Regions from separate parts of the Mus musculus genome. Here regions 1 and 3 are each linked to region 2. The links are chromatin loops, found by intact Hi-C in ENCODE. Cell type or tissue: left cerebral cortex. All regions are shown on one strand. Region 1 overlaps Gm29685 (predicted gene, 29685). Region 2 has its middle 93 kb from the start of Gm29685. Region 3 overlaps Gm29685 (predicted gene, 29685).

Region 1 (5,000 bases), 65 kb before region 2:
CAGACACTGTTGCTGATGCCAAGAAGCACTTGCTGACAGGAGCCTGGTATAGCTGTCCCCTGAGAGACTCTGCCAAAGCCTGACCAATACAGATGCAGATACAGGGACCCCAGTGGAGGAGTTAGGGGAAGGACTGAAGGAGCTGAAGGGGTTTGCAACCCCATGGGAAGAACAACAATATCAACCAACAAGACACCCCCCCCCCTTCTCCCAGAGCTCCCAGGGACTAAACCACCAACCAAAAAAGTACACATGGAGAGACCCATGGCTCCTACTGTATATGTGAGAGAGGATGGCCTTGTCCGGCATCAATGGGAGGGGAGGCCGTAGGTCCTGTAAAGGCTTGATTCCCCAGTGTAGGGGAATGCTAGGGCAGTGAGGTGAGAGTTGGTGGCGGGGGGGGGGGGGTAGAGCCCTCATAGAAACAGGAAGAAGAAGTGATGGCATAGGGATTTTTGGAGGGGAAAGCAGGAAGGGGGACAACATTTGAAATGTAAACAAATAAGATAACCAACTAAAAAAAACAAGATTACTAAAGGATAAAAGGATTGAGTGCTAGTCACACATAAACCCATAGAGACGTTCCCCTTCCTGATTTGTACTGTGTTGTCATGTCAGCCAAGCTCTGTTAGCTTAAATACTATATTATAATTGTAGAACACCTACATAATACAGAGTGAAGAGTTGTGGTCATAGTTCTGTTTACTTGGCCAATTTAGAAACCCAAACAAGGTCATTTGAACTGGTTCTATGGGTCTTTCTGGTTTTGCCCAACTTGGTTGAATTTACCTTTTTGTACAGATCCTCCCATATAGGGAAGAATAAGAGACCTCTGTAAAATCATGCCTCAGAATAAAGAGGTTGTCACGGATATGTGACATCTATACTCCATTTATTAATGTCAAGAATTTGTCTTGTATGGACTCCCAAGATCGATAATTTCATACAGATGGGTAGGAGATGTTTATATCAGTTACACTTCCAAGGACTTGAAGCAAATAGGATGGGATATGAGGAAAGTTGGAATGGAATTGAAGTCTCAGCACAGGCCTCAGTGTGTTCCCTAGAGTCCCCAGAAGGGCTGTCCCCTCACATCTGAGCTGAACTAAAGCAAGGAGCCAGGCCTCTGTGTCCATTTTTATTTCATATCTCCACCCAAATCAACCAGCCATAGAAACTATGCTGCTTCCAAGAAGGAAATGAGGAGGGAATTGGGAACAAGCTCTCTGTACCCAGCACTTCTGATCCCCAAGGGAACAAGGTCACTGCTGTGACAGCAGGTTCTGCTATAAAGTATGAGCACAGAGAGAGGACTCTGGGGGTGGAGAATGGAGAATGCAGGGACACAAGCCATTCACCTTGTCTTGCCCCCAAAGTGTCCATCGGTCCTGGTACTGCCTTAAAGGACCAAGTACACACACACACACACACACACACACACACACACACACACCTCTTAAAAAACTGATTTTAAAGTAGATGTGTCATGTTGATGGAATCATTTAATAATTATCTTATTCCTTTATGAATCTACAATTCTTTTGTAACAACACTTCATATTGAAAAGAATTTCCATAGGATAAAACCTTATTTTCTTTCATCAGTCTTTCTCAAACTGGAAAGAGAATATCCTTAGGGTGTGTGTGGGGTGTGTGTATGTGTGTATGTGTGTGTGAATATGTGTGTATATAGGTGTGTAAACATGTATATATGTGTGCCTCTCTATATACATATATATATGCATATATATGCCTGTGTATACATCTATATATTTGTATATACATATGTGTATGTATGTGTATGCATGTATATATGTATATGCATATCTCCAAAAAGTTTATACATGTTTCACATTTAAAACATAGTAGAAATGAAGAAAACATTTGTACTAAAGAATGAGAGACATGAGGACTTAAATCTTGCCTGTATTGAGCCTTGGAAACTGCTCTGTGGGGGGGGGGGGGATAAATACATGAAAAGTTTAATTTTAAGATAAAAAAAACTCAAGGATCTTTTAAGAGACTATTTTTAAAGGGAAAAAACCCAAAACTGTCACATGCATGAACACCTACACTTACCTGTCCAGACACAAAAATATATATTGAGGATTAAAGGTATGTAGATAAATATGGAACTTGCTGGCTGAGTATGAAGGTGCATGTCCACAAATCAGGACAGTGAAATGACAACATGGACAATGACTACTAACTGATAGGAATGGTCACTATAAGGGGCCTAGACATTTTATTATGACCAAGAACAAACCAACAGAAGTATACAAACGTAGGGGAGTTGAATTTGTTACTTTAGAAAATCCATTCCGTTTTTTTACATTAAAAAAAAATCTCTCTTTATCGTTTATTTACCAGTTGTCACGTTGGTGAGAAAAACAAATCTTTTCTACCATTCTGACCCCAGTATCTGTTTGCCACTGAACTGAGGCCAGGCTGACTCTGATGTCCAGGTGCTCAGGCAGCCAGCTGATGGACCAATCCTGTAAGGAAGTTTTGATGGCTATAGATTCAAGACAAACGGGTCCTGTGTCCACACAACTCACATTTGTGTTTGATTTCCCTCAAGATTCTGTACCGCCCCCTAATTGCCCTACAATCCTAATTCTAAAACCTTGGACTCTGTGGCTGCCCTCCAGTTCAAAGGGCCACTCTGAAGTTCCACTGTGTCTCTTCTTCCCACTGTCTTTTCTCAAGTATGTACACTCGAGCTTCTTGGATTCCCATCAGATAGGAAATTGTGACTCTAGGGAAATGAGCCAAAATTAGCCCATTTTCTCCTTAGAAGAAACTTCTTCTCCATAGACACAATCCTATTTGCCTTAAAACCATAAACTACTTAATATGCAACATCAACCTTCTCTTGTTGCTGAAACTGACTAAAAAGGAAAAAGAAACAAAAGAGAGGAAAAAAAAGATCTCAAATGTAAGACAAGAGTTCAAGGACCTTTCTCAGCCGAATCAGCCTGATAAAAGTGGCTTTTCCAAGGTGACTATTTTTAGCCCTCGTCTTCTCCCTACCAAAATATGTTCTCACTAGTACAAAATGTTAGCTTACATGCGCTAAGACTCGTTTCTCCCTGGTTGTGTGTTTAGTAAAAATAACTCCACCCAAGTAAAGCAAACGGTTTCTGAGAGTTTGAAATGATGTCGATGGAAGGCAGGTTTCATGTGACTCTAATAGATAAACTGTATCAGATGACCGTGTGGAGATTAATTGTTTGAGCTATTATTACTGCATTTTATAAGCATATTGAATTTATTGCCTCTTATAATTGCACACTGTGGACATAGGAGACCCAAAGGTCCTATTATGTAGAAGAAAAAAAAAAAACCTTATATTCTTCTGCTCTGATTCCAATTTTACCAGATGGCCCACATCAGCAATTCCTGGACATTATCTTTCAAAAACACCAGTCAGCATCCCCTGGTAATGGGCAAAGAGACTCCTTTTGGTGACTGTGGCCTTCTTTCAGTCAGGGGCATAGCAGATGGCCGTCCGTTGTTCATCCTAGCTTGGTGACCAAAGCAATCTTATGCCTAGGCCACCAGAAAATCAAACCAAATCAAATCCAAGCAGCACAGAATGGAAGGAGGAAGACAGAACTGCATTCTACCATCCTATCCAGCGCAGGTGAAGAAAGATGCCCACAGACCTGCCCTCCACCCCCACAGCATGAGCAGGCCATAGACACACAGAGCCGAGACGACCACTACGTGACATAGCATAGGAAGAAGAAGACACAGACCTGTGGACCACCATGCCAACCAGCTGCATGACCAGCCTTCAGCAGGAACCACCACAGTGTGAAAGTATTTGGTGGTGGTCAGATAGGAGAGAAAGAGAGATGGAGCAGCTTGAACATTATGAAGAGCGACAGAACTGGAGACTCAAGGGTGGAGATGAATCGTCTGTTGTGAGTGGACCTACAGCCATGGTGAGGTCCCAGCCTAAGCTGCTGCTGAGGGCCATGTCTGGGACTGTGGCTATGCATCATCAGGGATCAGTATTGATGTCCCCATGAGAGGTTATGTGGGTGTCCAGAGGATGTACAGAACTGGCCCTGCCCCTCACTGGCTCTGGAGAGCCTCACTGGTGGTAGCACTCACTTGTATTGCCCAGTGGGCCCTGCGCTTAGTCAGGCAGCACATTGGAGCTGGCCCCAGTGGTGGGGGAGTGGTAGAGCAGGCCCCAACTGTGTGAATGTGGGAGAACTAACCCCTCCATTTGTCTGCTTAGAATGACATGGACACAGAGGTGATCTGCACCCCCAACCCTGGCAATCAAGAAAGCTGTCCCCAGGTTCTTGAGCACAAGAGAACTAGTCTTGCCCTTCATCTGCTGAAGCACTTGGGACAGCAGACCCTGCACCTCACCTGGACAGTACAGCAGAGCTGATGCTGGTGATGGGGGACCAAGTGAGCTGGCCTTGAGGGTAAGAGTATGGGAGAGCTGGCCTAGCCACTCATCTGCCATGAGGTAGTGTGGATGCTCACCACCTACAGTAATCAGTAGTAGGGAGAGCTGTCCCTGAGAGCAGGAGAGCTAGTCCCTCTCTGAGGCTACTCAGTCACTGGCTGTAGCACTTAAGAAATTGGAAACCTCACCTGGGCAACACAGTGGAGCTTGCCCTGGTGGTGAAAGCACAGGTGAGCACCAAGGATGAGAGAACAAGAGAGCTGATCTAGCCTCTGGCAGGCTGCAGCATTTGGTTAGAGTGAGTTTGACTGGACAGCACAGTGGACTGGCCCAGGAGGCACAAACACAGATGAGCTGACCCCAAGGATGTTACAGCAGGAACACCAACCCTGCCTCCTGCCAATGGTGGCACTGGGTGGCCTAGCCAGAGCAGTTCTGGAAAGCTAGCCATGATGGTGTGGATAAGGAAGAGCCAGTTGGATGACCAGATCAGCTACCACCCAAGATAAGATCTAGGGCTCTAAGCTGACCCACCCCAAAATCTGTATCATCTGCTACTGCTTGGGACC
Region 2 (5,000 bases):
ATAGCCTACGATAGTTTTGCACACTAAACTCCATATTGAATGGGGGCTAACAAAGCTATCAGGTGCTCTAGATTAGAAGGTTTCATTAATTTAATAAATATATGTTGGCAGACATTTTGGGACAGTGTCAAACATTGAGATGGCTTTAAAAAATCGAAGTGGTTTTCTATACTCATGAAGAGCACTTGCATGAAGTCAAACATTACTTAAATGATCGTGCATGTGTATACACTTGCATCCTAACATATGTGCAAGGAAGGACTAAAGCTAAATGCTGTAAGAGTCAGGCTAAAATTCTTATCTGAGAAATGGAGGCCTAAGGTAAGAATAAATGGAGATTGAAAAAAACTATCAAGCTGGAGAAGGGGAGGCAATTATTTCTAACAAAGGAAATGGTGTTGTGAGACCCTACAAGACCCATCAATAATTCTAACTTTCCAGGGGTGGGGGAGGGCCAGAGAACATTGTCCCTGGACTATAGGAATTGAACGAAAGAGGAGCTACATTAGAATGGTCCGGGAACACAGACTGAAAATCCCTTCAAAGTTATGATAGCCTCTATCCCAAAATAATCATGGTAAATCACCGAAGGGATTTTACTCGCAAAAGCAATCTGAGTATTCTAACTTGCATTTGAAAGCATTACACTGCCCACCCGAGGATAAACTGTAGGAAAGGGAAAGAGGGGACCTTGGAAAAAACAAATAGGATAACTGTGCATGAGCCCAGGCTAGAGAAAGTAGTAGTGTGTGCTAGAATGGTGGCAATAGGACAAAGGAAAGTAAAGGACTTCAGGGAAATGTAAGAGTGAAATCTGGCAAGCTTTGTTGATTGATGTGGTTTAGACATGTTGATCCTTTGAGATGTCCAGATAATGATTTCCACTAGGCAGTTGGGTATAAGAGTGAAGAACACAAAAGTCTGAGTGTAAGTTCAGGATTTATCAGTCAACTGATTAAAAATTGAGTCATAGATTTTAAAAATAATAATAATAATAATAAGCCGGGTGTGGTGGCACATGCCTTTAATCCCAGCACTTGGGAGGCAGAGGCAGGCGGATTTCTGAGTTCGAGGCCAGCCTGGTCTACAGAGTGAGTTCCAGGACAGCCAGGGCTACACAGAGAAACCCTATCTCAAAAAACCAAAAATAAAATTAAAAAAAAATAAAATAAAATAAAATTATATAAAATGGAATGCATGTCCTATAGAGAGATATAGCACACAGATCCTAGTATTGGAAGGAGTTCCAATAAAAGATTTGATGCCGAAATTGAGAAGTATTAGATTAGTGGAGAGACTTCATCTCTAAGGCTCTTCACAAGAAATTCCTTTCCTGCATCCCTCCTCTGGCAAAGGACAAGGCAGCAACGAAAAGGTAAAGATGCTTGAGTCTACTGAAGGATGGACAGGTGATTCCCATCATAATACCTGCTGCTTTGACCAAAGCTTTGCAGGACCTGTTTCTAAGTTCAACTCCTTTCTCCTTTACTAGTCTTCTTTCCACGGACACTGATGGGGTTTTTTTTCTTTAATACACATGGTTGTGTACATGTTCATGTGTGAGAATGAGCACATTCTCACATGAGAATTGGTTCATGTGCACGCAGAAGAACACGCATGTGCATGCATGTGTACATGGATGCTGGACCACAGCTTCAGGGTTGAGCCTAAGGAATACCACCCACCTCTTTTGAAACATAATCCTCAGCAGCACGGAGCTCAACAATTACCTTAGACTCACTGGCGGTGGAACTCCAGGGCTCCTAATGTCGCCACATCCCTGGAAGTAGGATTGCAAGGATGCACCATCACACCTAGCATTTTTAGGTGGGTTCTGGGAATCAAACTCATTTTGGTAAGGCAAGTGCATTATGGACTGAGCCGTTCTCTACCAGCCCCTTGAGTATAATAAATCTAGTGGATTTGAAACTTAATCTCAATCACAACCAGTCTAGAGAAGTAAATTAATGAAGTATAGGATGGAAATAGCAAAGTGCTGACTATTATGTTTAGAGAAAGGTAACTGTAAAGGAGAAGAAATTGCTGGAAAGCAAGAAGGCAAGTCTGGATGGCATGGTGTCTTAGATGCTAGAATGAACACAACACATATTACACACACACACACACACACAGAGAGAGAGAGAGAGAGAGAGAGAGAGAGAGAGAGAGAGAGAGAGAGAGAGAGAAGAGTGGGCAAGAATGCTGGGAACCCAGAAAAAAAAATGGAAAGTGTCCATTGTATTTAAATCACAGGGTTCACTGGTGACCTTGGCCAGCATTGTTACCAGCTAGGAGAAACAGCTAAGTTGGATGTTGGAATTGGAGATGGGAAAAGAAATTCGCTGTATAATGAGAACTCTTGGGAGGAAAACACAAAAGGGGGTTTGAAAGGAATGTGGTTTTCAAGAAAAAAAGTTGTCTTTGAGATGGGAGAAGAGCAAATAGGCTTACATGTAACTGGGAACAATGAAACCATGAAGATATCTGGTAAACAACAGAGTGGAAGACCACTGAGGAGGAAGAAGTGAGTGAGTTGCCTATGATGAGGGGATGGGATTCTAAGCATAGGTGATGAGATCAGCTGATAACCATTTGCTAAAACAAAGGGAAGAGAGCATGGGTTTGGATGGAGTATGGGCTTGGTAGCAAGAAGCCAAGGGAGTTCCATCTGATGCCTTCTATTTTCTTCAGGAAGTAGGAGGAAAATTCATCTGTTTAAAATGAGGAGTTAGGAAAACATGAGATTTGAATAGAATGCAGAATTTTCACAAAACAGTTTCTGCAGAGAGGACAAGACTTGCCAGGGAAACAGAGACCCTGGCAGGCTGAGACAAGGTGCTGGATGAGCTGAGTGTCTTGGCACCTGTCTGCTCCAGTGAGCCATGCTTGTGACTGTTCCAGGCTGCTGCTCAAGGCTGAGAGAAGACACTCATGCATCCTCAGGAGTTGGGAGTATGGGCTTAGAGTGTTACTCACACAATGGGCTGTGGGGTCTCCACCAGAGGATGATAAGCACATGACAAGAAAAGATGAGGGCTCACTTGGTTGGAGGGCTTGCATAACATGTAAGAGATCCCGGGTTCCATTCCCAGAACCACACATGGCACATGCCTGTAATTCCAGCACCCGTGACATAGTAAGAAGATGACCGGAAATCAAGATCATTCTCCACAATAAAGTGAGATCAAGATCAGCCTTGGCATATGAGACCCTGTCCCAAAATCAGGAGAAAGGAAGAAAGAAGAGAAGGGAGCAGGAAAGAAGAGAAAGGGAAGAAGAGAAAAGGAGAGATTGGGGCAGCATACTAGGATTGTGTTTCTCAAGGACTGGGTTTTTTTTTATAATATCAAGAATATAATTTGAGATGAGAGAGGGGCCTAAGAGTCTGCAGGTGTAACAAGTTCTTGAGAAATACTGATAGTGCTGGCTACATATCAAACTTAATAGGAGTTAGAAATTAGAAGTTCAAATAAGATCAAACACAGTGCTAAATTTGAGGAGAGAAGAGAGAGATGAGGAGGTCTCTCTTGGGTCCCTAGAGCTGCGGTAGATTAATTCTGAGCAGGGCTAAATAAATTCCATTAACTACACAATCTATCATATAGTTGCCAATATCACAAGCACATTACGTGCCCTGTCCTGGATACCTAAGAAAGTCTAAACAAAGGATATGCCTTGCTCTCTTGGTCAACTAGACTCTAATTCAGTAATAACAGCAGTAATCTACAATAGAGAGAGTAGGAACACACACAGAAATAGCTGGACTTTTTTTAAAAAATAACTACTGCAATTAGAATCTCATCATAAACTTCCAGTGCATCCTGGAAGCTCAGGAGAGCAAGCTAAGCTGATCTGTAAAGTGACAGATGGGAAAAAGAGATCAGAGGGCTAGGACTTTAAACACACGATAATAGTAAGGCAGAGGAAGGAACACTGTCAGAACTTCGGGGAAGAAAGACGCTAAGTCCGCATGTAAGAGAAGCACAAGTCTCCATGGCTCAAAAAAAAAAAAAAAAAAAAAAAAAAAAAAAACATTCAGTTTCCTCTGGATCCAGTAATATAGAAGGATTAAAAAGACAAAATAAGCAAACAAAAAAACCTAATGTGTTTCTGTCATCAAGCCAAACTTTCTCAAAACATTGTAATTCAGCTTTTAGTTCCTAAATAAGTAACAAAAGTAGGTTTTTTTTTCCTTTTTCTTGTATTGAATGGACCCCTGGAACTTGTAGTCAACAGAAAATCCGGTCAAAAGCCGTGTTATTAGAGATTCACCGTGTTTGATGGTTCAACTTTAATTCTGCTTGATGTTTCATTTTCTTGAAACATCTCCCATGCAGTGGGTTGGTCTTAGAAACCAGTAACTCTGTGGTGGTGTTCCCCTTTTGGAAAAAGCATTTTAAATATCATATGGAGTAAGTTGCCACGAATCAGAACAATAGGTACAACCACACCTTCAAACATATGGTCTCTGTGTGTAATGTATGTGGGAATGTACTTTTATGTAACACAGCACCACTTACGATGACAATGCAGAATAAAATGAATGGCATTACCTTACCCTGGTACAGGGAAGTGTAAAAAGCTACCCAAGTAGAAAGTCATGGCAGAAGAAGGCTCTAGGTCAGGTAAAAATTCAGGACATGCTAAACAGCACTGTGTAAACTCCCTATGCAAGCCTGATGTCTCTGTCCAGAGGACGAATATCACAAGCCTAAGAGCATGTCCTGGTTATCCAACAGTCGCTTTCTAACATTACAATTATATAAATGAGGGACATGGTCATTTCTGCCATCGTGACATACCAGCAGGGTGAAAAAAGAAACAGGGATTTCCTGATGCTGCACAAAACATACAAACTGAAAGGTGTCTGGCTCTGACTACTGTCTATTCCATCCTTATCCCCCCAAAACTGATATGTTATTGGACAGAAGTCACTATTTATCATGAAGCATTAGTAGCCAATGTACAGAAGGAGCTATTTACCCCTAGAGCCCTGAGTC
Region 3 (5,000 bases), 90 kb before region 2:
TAGCTACACTCCCATCCCAAGAAAATAATATTATTGTAAAGTAAGGGAAGCCTCCATAAACAAATAGTCACCTTGCAGTTAGTAACCCTGGAGGCTCACTGTGAGTTCACAGCAGCCCAGTTCTTTCCAGTTTCAAATCTATGTAGTAGGCTTTTACATGTTGCAGTGGGGACCTGGAATATATAAGCCACAGGAACACACCTAATTATAATGTGTTATGGCTTGTACTATGTACCTCAAAAAGAAATGCTGGATTCCTAGCACCCAGTACTTCCGAGGGTGTCCTGAACTGGAGACAGGGACTTTATAAAAGTGATCCATCAAAATGAGGACATCAGAGTAGACCCTGATCCAAAGTGACTGGCATTCTTATAAAAGAGGAAATTTACAGAGACATCAACAGGCAGAGAGGGGATGAAGTGACAAGACACAGGGAAAGACAGTATCCATGAGTCACAGAGACAGGCCTAGGACAGAGCCTACCATCTCACAACAGCTCTGTGGCACCTGGATGTCAGGCTTCTAGCATCCAAACCTGGAAAAGTAAAATTTAGTTTATGGTAGGCTGTCATAGCTGTCCTGTCAAACTAGTGAAAGCATCCTGGTGTCCATATATCACAGGTCAGCCTATTCTAACCACAAAGAGTCCCACTTGTCAAAAGAAACTACTTGTGAATTTAGAAACCATGTTTGCCTGTTAGCAAGACACTCTCTCCATAGTAAGAGGTACATCTGTTGCAGTGACTGGGCACTTTCAATGTTTCTTGAGCAACGATAAAAATGTCTGTGGTTTTGTGGCTGGCATTGCACAAAGGAAGGGGAAAATTGTCTAATGAACCACTTTTGAGGAGTGAGACTTTTCCTACCACCCTTGAGTGGTCACCAAAACTCATAATAAAGTCTAAACCATGAGATCATTCTGAAATTTCTTTTTAGAATATGTGATATTTTTAAAATTCATAGACTAGCAACAGTCATTTATTATTATTGTCATCAAGTTTATGTACCGTGCATAATGGTATATGCTAGGGCTTCCCACGGATTGGCTAAGTACTGTGTTTGTTTATATCAGCAATGTAACAACCACTATTTTATTATGGTGGCTGCAGGGTTATTAGGCAATAGGAACTTTTTTTTATTTTTTTATTAGATATTTTCTTTATTTACATTTCAAATGCTATCCCGAAAGTTCCCTATACCCATGTGCTTGTAGAGCCGTGGCATATGTAATATGTACTAGGGAAGTGAATTGTTGATAAGAAAATAGAGGTCTCTATTCTTAGCTACAGAAATCTATTTACATTTTAGCGTTGGCAAGACTTTTTGTTTGGAAGTGCTGGTGAAAGCAAATCTCTCCCTTCCAAAGTGAGCTCTCCATATGCTAATTTCACACGATGAACATACTTGAGATCACTTTTGCACGACTCGTGAATCCACAAACGACTTTAGGGAAGCAGAAATTTACTTGCCATCTTCAGTCAATTCTATCGTTCCAGATGGCTTTCATATTTGTGTCCTTCAGTATATCCTAACTTAAACATGCATCTCCCAACACCTGCTCTCTTTCTTGGATATTTCTGTTGAGTTTTCCTCCCACCCTGTCACCCCACGGCACTAATTATCATACCTTATAGATTCTACATTCATATCATCTGCATTTGTTTGGAACTATGTTGCCTTATTTCAATTTACTTGCCTCTCCCACTAAAGAAGTCTGTTAAATGAACCCCATCTCCAATACATCCCTGCAATACAAGACAGCCATTTAGTTTATTGACTAAGCACAACATCAAAGTTATTATCCTTAAAAGTGCTTCAATTCCTAAAAGTAATATCCAACATATGATGGCTTTATTATGTACACTGTATTCATTCCTGCTCTTTACCCACTCCTACTCTTATTTACTACGTGTATTCATGTTCCCTTTTCCTACAGCTTCCTTTGTAACTTTCATCTTACCCTGAATGTCCTCACTGCTCATCTCTGCCATTCACTCAATTCCATGGGACCAATCTCAAAACTAACTCTTTCTTAAGTAAAATGTTCTAGAGTTGTGGAACTTCTACCCTGTGCCTAGGTCCAGTGGATGTATGAACCCAGTCATTTGGAGTTTATATGTGCAAATTCCATGTATTGCATGACCTCATCACTGGACTCTGGCTATCTTCTGAAATTCAATTCATTAATCTATCTACCTATCGATGAACAACTATAAAAGCTATAAAAGCTCCAGGTAGCTTCATAACAATTCAACTCAGAATCTTCATATCAAATAAGTTTTCTGCAATTTTATTTTAAATTCAGTTTTCAGAGCTTTATAGATTTGGGAATTATGAAAAGTGTTGTCTGCCTGGGATACTTTTCTCAGATTAAAAATATTCTTATAGATTGATTGACTAATTTCCACTTCAGTTATTTTGTTTATAGCCATTGCATAAGAAAAATTCTTGTGCAGGTAATGTATTGAATATTTATATTCACGCATCAATAGGAGCCAACCAGACAAACAGAAGCCATTTTAGACTCCATTAAAAAAAAAGCTTCACTTAGGGGCATCAGTCACATAAATGACTAGAGGAGCAAGCAGACATGAATGAGGAAGCCACAGAGTGGCACTATCATACCAGTAAGCCTCTGCCACCTCTAGGGAATGCAGATAAGGGTGGAGGCAATGATGCAAGAACCCAAGGTTAAGGAAAGAAGGAATCCTGGTGAGTCTGCCCAGCAGAAAAAGTCAACTTAGTGAGTGTAACCTAGTCACAGACTCAATTCGATCCAAATTGAAATCCCAGCGAGCCGCTTCCCAGATGTCAACGAGCTGCTTCTAAAATTCATGAAAAGAGGCAAGAGACTCATAATAGACAACACAATGCTAAAAGAGAAGAATAAAGTTTAAGAAGAGACATGACACAGCTGAAAGACTATCTGTCAGACTGCTGTAATCAAGACAGTAGCATTCATCAAGAAAAAGACAAATAGATCAACAGAATACAAAAGAAACCCAAAGTAGGCTCAAATATAGTCATTTTTTTCTCCAGCAAAGGACAGTCTTTTCATTGAATATGCTAGAATGTGATATCCTCATTTTAAAAAAAAACTGTATCTAGCAACATCTTCAGGAACATTGTCACAAGGCAAATGATAAACCTAAATTTGAAGTTGAAACTCTCATAAGCCAACAAAGAAGAAGCCTTGGTTACTTAGGTGATCTGTAAAAGTCCAATATAAAAGGCAAAATCCATGAAAAAAATAACTGATAAGCTGGAAAGAATATCAAGAGAATGAGAACATAAATTCCAGACAGTGCTTACAAGTGGCACATAGAGACTACCATCCAAACCTCACAATGATTCCTAAAGTTCAATGATAAAACCACCAACCAAAGACTACACATGGAGGAACCCATGGCTCCAGCCGCGTATGTAGCAGAGGATGACCTTGTAGGACATCAGTGGGAGAAGAGGTCCTTGGTCCTGTGAAGGTTCGATGCCCCGGTGTAGGGGAATGCCAGGGCATGGAGGCGGGAGAGGGTGGGGGAGCACCCTCATAGAAGCAGGGGGAGGGGGAATGGGATAGGAGAGTTCCGGAAGCTTGGTGAGAAATGCGAAAGGGATAAAATTTGAAATGTAAATAAAGAAAATATCCAAGAAAAAGAAAAACAAACAGCCCAATATTAAAACAGGACAAAGGCATGGAGATACCGCACTGGAGAAGATGCTCGGATGATAAATCAGCATGTGAAAAGACAACTCATACCGCTCATCATTAACACTGACAACAAGCATCCAATGTTGGCCATTGTAGACAGCACCGAGGACTCTGATTTGTCGCTGGTGGGAATGCAGAATAATGGTACAGCCATTTTGCAAGCCACTTTGTTAGGGGCTTACTCTGGTTTGGTTTGGTTTGGTTTGGTTTGGTTTGGTTTGGTTTGGTTTGGTTTGGTTTGGTTTGGTTTGGTTTGGTTTGAAACAGGTATTAGCACAGGTAAGCCTCACCCTCATTAGGTAGCCAAGAATAGCCTTCAACTTCCGGTCCTCCTACCTCCGACTTCCAGAGAGCTGGGTATATAAGTGAACACCACTGTTGGAAGACCCTGCTTAATAAACAGCAGTCCACCATGACCCGATAGCTCTCCGGAGTAAAATGGAAGACTCCCTTTCTTGGCGGGGCTTCCCTTTCTCCACTGACCTTATCTCTAGTGTCTTTAAGTACAGATGCCTGACCCTGCTGCAGGATGAGCCTGCACAGAGCTGCCTGCAAGTCCTGCATGATTCAGCCAGTAAGTCCCACTCTGCTCTTCTTGCCATATGATGACTAAGTACGAGGTTATTATCTCTTACATATCCCTATCCCTGAACACTGAAGTAGAGCTGTCTCACTGGGGCTGCCTCCACAAGTCCTGCCGTCATACTCACAGTTCTCTGAACCCTACTTGCCGCTTGGGTCCCCTCTGCCCTCACAGGTCAGTGGTTAATGACCCTGAGGGGAGAGGGAACCCACACACCACCGTGCTTTGTGTATGCTAGACAGTCTACTAACAGAGTTACAAACCTAACCCTGGTTTCGCTGCTTTTTTAATGAACCCAGGCACACTTTTTTTCATGGGAATCTAAGCCTCCTTAGTACTTATACAGAAGAATCCAAAACTTTGGTACACACACACACACACACACACACACACACACACACAAACCAATGCTTTTTACATGGATATTTATTTATTTATTTTTGGCTTTTCAAGACAGGGTTTCTCTGTATAGCCCTGGCTGTTCTGGAACTCACTTTGTAGACCAGGCTGGCCTCGAACTCAGAAATCTTCCTGCCTCCGCCTCCTGAGTGGTGGGATTAAAGGCATGTGCCACCACGCCCGGCTTACATGGATATTTTAAATCTTATTTATGACAGTTCCAACTTGTAAGTATGTGTATAAATTCACAAATTGTCATATTCAAAACACATATTGTTGCTTAAAGGTAACACGAGACCCAGTAGAATT

The links. Hi-C counts contacts between places; a loop is a spot of excess contacts. Peaks named below come from ENCODE experiments on the same cell type or tissue, not always from the same donor. Only the 100,000 strongest peaks of a DNase experiment are listed, where the experiment ranks them.
Region 1: it touches region 2 in a loop (2.2-fold over the local background); 2 of 42 quality-filtered maps call a loop at or near these places.
Region 3: it touches region 2 in a loop (2.3-fold over the local background); 3 of 42 quality-filtered maps call a loop at or near these places.

What each region holds. Positions count from the first base shown.
Region 1 is chr10:107,972,592-107,977,591 of GRCm38, forward strand. Gm29685 (predicted gene, 29685) reads left to right here. Exons shown (of 6, transcript NR_131147.1): 6 at 3,382-5,000. Among named protein-coding and RNA genes, the nearest start is that of Gm29685, 28 kb to the left of the region's middle. In left cerebral cortex, no CTCF peak of the experiment used is centred here; a DNase peak (open chromatin) is centred at 3,053.
Region 2 is chr10:108,037,445-108,042,444 of GRCm38, forward strand. No RefSeq gene overlaps it. Among named protein-coding and RNA genes, the nearest start is that of Gm29685, 93 kb to the left of the region's middle. In left cerebral cortex, no CTCF peak of the experiment used is centred here; DNase peaks (open chromatin) are centred at 2,763 and 4,534; H3K27ac peaks cover 1,535 bases.
Region 3 is chr10:107,947,487-107,952,486 of GRCm38, forward strand. All of the region lies in intron 1 of Gm29685 (predicted gene, 29685), which reads left to right. Among named protein-coding and RNA genes, the nearest start is that of Gm29685, 3.3 kb to the left of the region's middle. In left cerebral cortex, a CTCF peak has its summit at 2,605; DNase peaks (open chromatin) are centred at 1,470 and 2,655.